Regions from separate parts of the Mus musculus genome. Here region 2 is linked to region 1. The links are chromatin contacts, found by Hi-C or POLR2A ChIA-PET in ENCODE. All regions are on one chromosome and are shown on one strand. Each heading gives the region's core, a stretch centred on a gene start or an enhancer-like site at or near the end of the contact. The rest is flanking DNA. Distances are from core to core; before and after follow the strand shown.

What was found. Hi-C counts contacts between places; a loop is a spot of excess contacts on that map. ChIA-PET counts read pairs that join two places held with the same protein, here RNA polymerase II (POLR2A).
Region 2: POLR2A ChIA-PET joins it to region 1 with 10 read pairs in embryonic stem cell. The contact joins the promoter of Lrrc46 here to the promoter of Prr15l in region 1. A Hi-C loop is called at or near these places in 1 of 37 maps with a recorded cell type or tissue (T-helper 17 cell). POLR2A ChIA-PET finds 5 or more read pairs at or near these places in 3 of 5 experiments (Patski and embryonic stem cell).

Annotation. Positions count from the first base shown.
Region 1 is chr11:96,927,479-96,930,966 of GRCm38, reverse strand. It overlaps Prr15l (proline rich 15-like), which reads right to left and starts at 1,686. Exons shown (of 3, transcript NM_146026.2): 1 at 1,458-1,686.
Region 2 is chr11:97,039,534-97,043,021 of GRCm38, reverse strand. It overlaps Lrrc46 (leucine rich repeat containing 46), which reads left to right and starts at 1,653. Exons shown (of 8, transcript NM_027026.2): 1 at 1,653-1,939; 2 at 2,050-2,155. The coding sequence starts at 1,918. Mrpl10 (mitochondrial ribosomal protein L10) reads right to left here and starts at 1,440. Exons shown (of 5, transcript NM_026154.3): 1 at 1,370-1,440. The coding sequence starts at 1,421.

The sequences.
Region 1 (3,488 bases), core at 437-2,936:
AGCCTAAATCTGAATTTAAAAAAACACACAAATTGATGGACTATTCTTTGTTTTTCATAATAACTCAGCTTCCAGAGTCTTTAGTCCACACAGAAGACAGTATAAAATCTGCTCGGGCTGGTGTTGCCCTCCTTGCATGCTAGCTCTCAGGAGGCAGGGGCAGCAGGATCTCTGTGAGTTTAGTCAGCACGCTCTACATACAGAACTCCAGAACAGTCAGGACCACGGAAGGAAATTGTCTGCCAGGGCAAGAGGTGCTCGCCATCCATCCCAGCACTCAGGAGTGAGGCAGAGGCTGGTGGAGCTCTGAGTTTGAGGCCAGCCTGGTCTACAGAGAGAGTTCCAGGACAGCCAGGGCTACACAGAGAAACTGCCTTGAAAAAAAAAACGAGAGAGAGAGAGAGAGAGAGAGCCTAAAAACAAGAACAGGTGTCATGTATGAGACAGGTCTGGTAGTATACATTTGTAACCTCAGCACTTAGGCAAGAGATCAGTGAGTTCAAAGTCAACCTATTTACCTAATAAGTTTCTAGTTCAGCCTGGCCTTCAGAGTGAGACCCTGTCTTAAAATCGTACCAAACCAAACTAACCAACAAACCAACCAACCAAAAATTGTCATGGTGTACAAGCGTCACAGATCTCCAGAGTGGTAAAGAGTAAAATGTTTCTAGTCACATGCCTATGAGTGATTGTGGAAAGCCGGGGTCGGGGTGGGGTGGGGGTGGGGACTTGGGGGTGGAAACGCAGATCTTGCGTGTGGTGAGAGCTGCTGTCTGCTAATACACGGCCCCGAGATGCCAGGGCTGGGCCCTTACCCTAGGCTGCAATCATGGGATAAGGGCAATCAAGCCCCAAGGATATCAGTTCCACCTCTGTGGTTTGCATAGCTTCAGGGCCCATGAAAGGCCTTTATGAGACAGTGGGCCACCTCCTGCCTTGGGAGGCTAGCACCATGGCATGCACATAAGCAGCCGAGACAGGTCCCTTCACCCCCACTAGAGCACTTGCTGATGGGCTTTGCCCAGAATGGGCCAAGCTCCCTCTGAGCTGGACAAGTTAACCATTGACTGAGGCAGGGGTGGAGGTGCAGGGGAGAGAGGAAGGGAGTATTGTAGAACCCGCTCCCCTCCCTCTACAGGGCCCCCCTAGTGGCCCTCGACCACCCTGAATGAGACTGGACAGGAAGTGGGAGATATTTCTGCCAGATAGCCAGACATACATGTTCTAGGTTGTGGGCCAGAGGGGACTGTCTTGAGCGGAGTTAAGAGTTTATATATTGAAACTTTCTCAGCAGGAATTCTTTTGGAGGCCTGGACCTTCTCCAAGAGACTAGTGAGGTGAGACTGGACGAAGTAAGAGTCCTGCTGAGCTTGTCCACCATGGAGCCATGAGCTGGGGAAACTCTGGCCAGGATCTACATCTAGGTTTCCCCACCCACCAGTCCCTGCTGCCTGTACCTGTAATCCGGACTGCTCTGGGCTGGAGGCGCGACTTTCCCTAGAGGAGTTGACAGTAGGAGCTGCCCAGGCAGGTGAGACTGGAGGAGGAGAGGGTGTCTCCAGGGTGTCGCGCTGGCCAGACTCAGCCTGGAGAGGTGGGTAGGAGCAGCTGCAGGGCAGGTGTAAGAGACAGGTGCAGAAGCAGGTACCTGCCTGCTGCGTGAGCTGCAGCTCCAGGAGTCAAGGTGAACCTGAAACCCGGCCCCTCCCAGCTAAGTAAACAGAAGCAGAGGCTGGCTCAGGCTGATGAATATTCATCACCCCAGAAATCCAATCCCAGTGCCCCTGCATCCACCCAGGAGCCAGGGTCCTCCTGGGATCACCAAGCTGGAGGACGGGATCCCGAGGGACGTCTGGGATTGGGGCGCACAGGAGCCTCTCTCCTCAGTTTTCCAGCTCTTCAGTGTCTGGTTGCACTCTGGAACCATCGCCAAAGCATCTCCCACCCATTTTCTCTTCCAAAGAGGCTCAGACCCCTCCTCGACATGGGCCACCACCTGAATCTTGCCAGGGCACACAAGAGAAAGGGTTAAGGACCATAGCGGGCTGGGCATCCCAGCTCCCTTTGAACTCCCGGGGGTTGAAACCAGTCTCTGGTTGAACTGGTTAGCAGACCGGTTCCCAGGCTGCCTGCTCTCCTCCACCCAGAGTTCCTCTGCAGGCAAGGAGACTGACTGGGATTCCCTCCTGACTAGAAGCCCCTCCACCTCCACCCCCCACCCCCAAGATCTCAGTAGAGGAAAAGGGCATGTGGGCAAGGTTCTTTAGACCCCTTGCATAGCGTCTTCCTGCTCAGAGGTGGTTACGGGGAGGGGACTTAAAATAATAGGGCAGAGCCAGGTGCCGTGTAACCCCAGGACCCAGGAAGCTAAATCAGGAAAATCATGAGTTCAAAGCCAGCCTGAGCCACATAGAGAATCTGTCTCAAAATGCTGAAAGTACACAAAGAATTTCCTGTGGGCAGGGGTTTCTCAGACTCCTAAAGAGAAAGGTAGAGAGGGAAGAGGAAGAAGAGGAGGAGGAAGAGAAGAGGGGGAGGAGGAGAGGAGGAGGAGGGAAGGTGGAGGAAAGAAAGGAGGAGGAGGAGGAGGAGGTGATAGGTATAGCAAACAGAAAGGTAGAACATGTATGTACACAGTCACCTTCCACAAACGCACCTCAGTCTGGCAGCTGGCCCTGGGGAGTGTTGTTGGGTGGCGGCCCTGAGGCCTTCTCTTGACCTTCAGATGGGTATCCCTCCAGAGTGAGACACAGCTGCTGCATATCCAGGGTTCTCACAGCTTCTTGTACCCAATATACTCACAGATGCCTTCCTTCCTCTCTGAACTGGGTATGTGTGCCCAGTACAGAGCAAGGCACTGGGGCTAAAAAAAAAACAAAGAGGCATAGATGGTCCCATTTCCCTGGCTCCCTCCCCAGGGTATGTTTTGACTCTAACTAGCCAACCCTCAAGTCTTCTCCATCTCCAGCCTTGCTTCAGTTAGGTCTAGCAGCTTCCGCCTCCTCTTCTTCCTCTTCCTCCCCCTCCTCTTCTTCTTGCCTTGGATCTTAGTCCTCTTATCCCAAATAGCCCTCGGATGGACAGACTTCCCATCCCATAACCCGTGCTGGAGCTGCCTTGACCCAGGCTCTTAGGAGGGAACCTCTACAGCAGCAGTTCTTAACCTGTGGGTTGAGACCCCTTTGGGAGTCACACATCAGATATCCTGCATATCAGATATTTCCCTTACAATTCACAACGGTAGCAAAATTGCAACGATGAAGTAGCAACAAAAATAATTTTAGGGCAGTTCACCACAACGTGAGGAGCTGCATTAGAGGGTTGCAGTGTTAGGAAGGTGGAGGCACAGCGTTAGAGCCTTCCGGGTTCTTTCCGACCCTCTCCACCCAACTCTCCTGAAGCCGGGCTCTTCTTTACCCACCTTTATAGGTACAGAGGTTGCTTAGGAAGGTGAATTCAGGAACACTGACTGCGCTCTGAGCTAGGAA
Region 2 (3,488 bases), core at 404-2,903, 110 kb before region 1:
ATAAAATTTGAAACTCGGTGGTGGGGTCCAAAAAGTTGTATTTTAATAAACTCTTCCCGTGCTAATGATGGCTTCATCCCACGGCTCTGAGGCTCCTATGACTTGAAGCAAGTAGGGGGTAAAAACACAACAACCTCACAATTCGCCCAAAGGAGTCTTTCTTCAGGTCAGATGGTGAATACCTGAAATCCGAGTTCAAGATCAGCCTCACTAATGAGACCCTGACTCAAACTGCAAAACTAAGGCCTGCGAGACGACTAATCCAGTGCAATAAATGCACTTCCCACCAACTCTGACAACCTAAACACAACCCTTGGAATCCCCCTATGATGGAGAAAAGAAAAAGAGGCACGCAAGCTGCCTTCTGACCTTTTTGTGCCCAATAGCACAAAATGATGATAATAGGAAAAGCTTGGAAGGTCCCCTCTGCACCCAAGGACATTCTTCAAAGCTCTGAGCCAACGTGACTCTTTCAACCCTAACATAAAGACCAATAGCGTCGTTTTGTAGGGAAAAGATCAGCTAGAAGACTCCAGGTAATATAGAGGATTGCCAGGGTGAGAGGTTTTATGGTTAAGGGCCACAAGAGCTGTTACGAGTGCCTTTGGGATGAGATGGGGCTGGAGAGATGGCTCAGCGGTTAAGAGCACTGACTGCTCTTCCAGAGGTCCCGAGTTCAATTCCCAGCAACCGCATGGTGGCTCACAACCATCTGTAATGAGATTTGATGCCCTCTTCTGATGTGTCTGAAGACAGCAACAGTGTACTCACTTACAGAAAGTAAATACTTCTTTAAAAAATAAAAATAATGCCTTCCTCCCAAGGTGCCTTTGCTTTGAAGCAATGAGTACAATCCTACAGTATGGTGTCAAATTTACCCATTAAATGCCTGATGCCTATTAACAGCAGACACCACAGCTGAGATGGACACAGTGAAGTTTAACAGATCAGACGAGACACGTGCATAAACAAAACTAGACTGAATTGATAAAAGTAAATTTCACCAAAGAACCTGCTCTTTATGGAGAGAGGGTAGTTGAGAGAAGACTTGAATCTGTGTTTGGGCTAAGACCTTAAGAAGGAATACATAAATTTTCTGGAAAGGACTCTCCGGGACCAGGAGTAAGAACTGAGCGAAGGGTTAGAAAAATCCAAAGCGAGGTCCTGTGATTCCCGGCTTGGGGGGAGGGGCTGTGGAAGGGATGTCACCGGCAGGTAATGACCCAGTCAAATCAGAGATCCGGCTAGTGGCAGGGTCTCCTAGAGCTGTCGACGGTCAGAGATTACGGGAAAGGTCAGAAGGAAAGGAGGGTGGCGAGGGCTAGAGAGCGCCATCCTGCGTGCAGGGAGGCCCTGGGCCACTCCTTACCCGCCCGGGGCGGGAGACCTCCACGGAGGATCCCGGCCACCGCCGCAGCCATCGCTACAGGAAGTTCCCATGCGCGCTGCGCGGAGACGGAAGTAGCTAAGGATTGTGGGGCAGCAGTAAAAAAAAAAAAAAAAAAAAAAAAAAAACAAAAACCCGGGCCCGGAAATAGTGGGCGTGGCGCCTGATAGGGCCGCTATGCGCATGCGTGGAGCTGGGCCTCTTTCTCCTCTTCCCCCCCTCCCCCCGTTCCGTCAGACCTGGCGTCCAGTCTCCTAGCAACGACGCGAGACCTCAAGGAACGGTTCTTTCTATTCCTTCTGGTCCTTTCAGTTTAAGGCCAGTAAAGCCACGCTACACACCTCTAACTCCAGATCCTTCGTTCCCATTTACTCCTATTTTCCACCGCACCCCCAATAATTCTCAGAACCCCCTGCCCTTGTCTCCTCAGTCTTCCCTCCAACCTGGGTTCAACCAGCCCAACCGTCTAAGCTTCTCTGCTCGCCTTCGTCCATCTACCTGCCTCAAGCAGCCGCTGTTTATTTTAGATCATGCCAGGAGACGAGCAGGAAGGTGAGTTGACAGAACAGTTGGGCAACAGTGAGGTCGGTCGGGTTTCCAAAAAAAAAAAAAAAAAAAAAAAAAAATGAACCCAAGGCGACAAAAGGCTCATCTTTCCCCAGCTAAGAAAGCTGCCCAGAGAACCGAGGAAGGTGTCCACATTACTGAAGCCCTTATCACCAAGCGGAACCTGACCTTCCCTGGAGATGAAGACCTGTCAGAAAAGATGTGAGTGGACAGGAGAGAAAGGGGTGATAGAAGGCGGGAACAGTGACGTCCAGGTTGCTGAGCTGTACTGACTTTGAAACTTTCTCTCCTTACTTACTCCACTTACTAATCAGTATTACTTTCCGGTTGGTTTTTTTACTTTTTTTTTTGTTTTGTTTTGTTTTGTTTTTTTCGGGACAGGGTTTCTCTGTGTAGCCCTGGCTGTCCTGGAACTCACTCTGTAGACCAGGCTGTCCTGGAAATCAGTAATCCACCTGCCAATGCCTCACAAGTGCTGGGATTAAAGGCGTGCGCCACCACCACCCAGCGGTTTTTACTTCTTGAAGACGATTTTTTTCATACATCCTCAGCTGCCTTGGAGGTCACTACCTCACCTCTTAGCAAACTTCAAAATTCTCCGCCCAGTTCCCAGTCTGGCCTTCCCATACTGCTGTTACACCATTGATTGTTATAAATGATAAATCTAATTACTCCCTGGTAGAAACTTCCTCAACAACCTACTACAGCCAGAGTAAAATCCAAATAGCATTAACCAACCTTATTTACAGCTACATTCTGCAAGTGTGCAATTCCTCATACCATGTTCTTTTTTTCTTTTCTTTCTTTTCTTTCTTTTTTTTTTCTTTGGTTGTTTTTTGTTTTTGTTTTTTTTCCGAGACAGGGTTTCTCTGTGTATCCCTGGCTGTCCTGGAACTCACTTTGTAGACCAGGCTGGCCTCGAACTCAGAAATCCGCCTGCCTCTGCCTCCCGAGTGCTGGGATTAAAGGCATGCACCACCATGCCCGGCTTCTTTTTTTTTTTTTAACATTCTTTTTTTTTATTATGTGTACAATTCATTCCAGCCTCCATGTCAGAAGAGGGCACTAGATCCCATCAAAGATAGTTATGAGCCACCATGTGGTTGCTGAGAATTGAACTCAGGACCTCTGGAAGAGCAGCCAGTGATGCTCTCAGCCTCTGAGCCCTCTCTCCAGCACTCATACCATGCATAGTCTTGCTTGGCATCGCCTGAGAGCTTGCCTTGTTAGAAATGAATTTCCACTGGGGATATAGCTCACTGGACACAACCACATAACCTAACTAACACACGCTAACAACCACAATAACCTGGCTGTGGTATAATCCTGGCCCTCAAGAGGTCGTGGCAGGAAGATCTGAAGTTCAAGCTCATTCCCCACCGCTACACAGAAAGTCTGAGGCCACCCAGGGTTACACGAAGCTCTTTGCCTTTACCAGAAAGAAAGAAGGACACCCGCTCAAACCTACTGAATTAGAATCCACATCTTACAGTACCCAAAGGATTCGCAGGCATATGCAAATTCAAGACAAGCT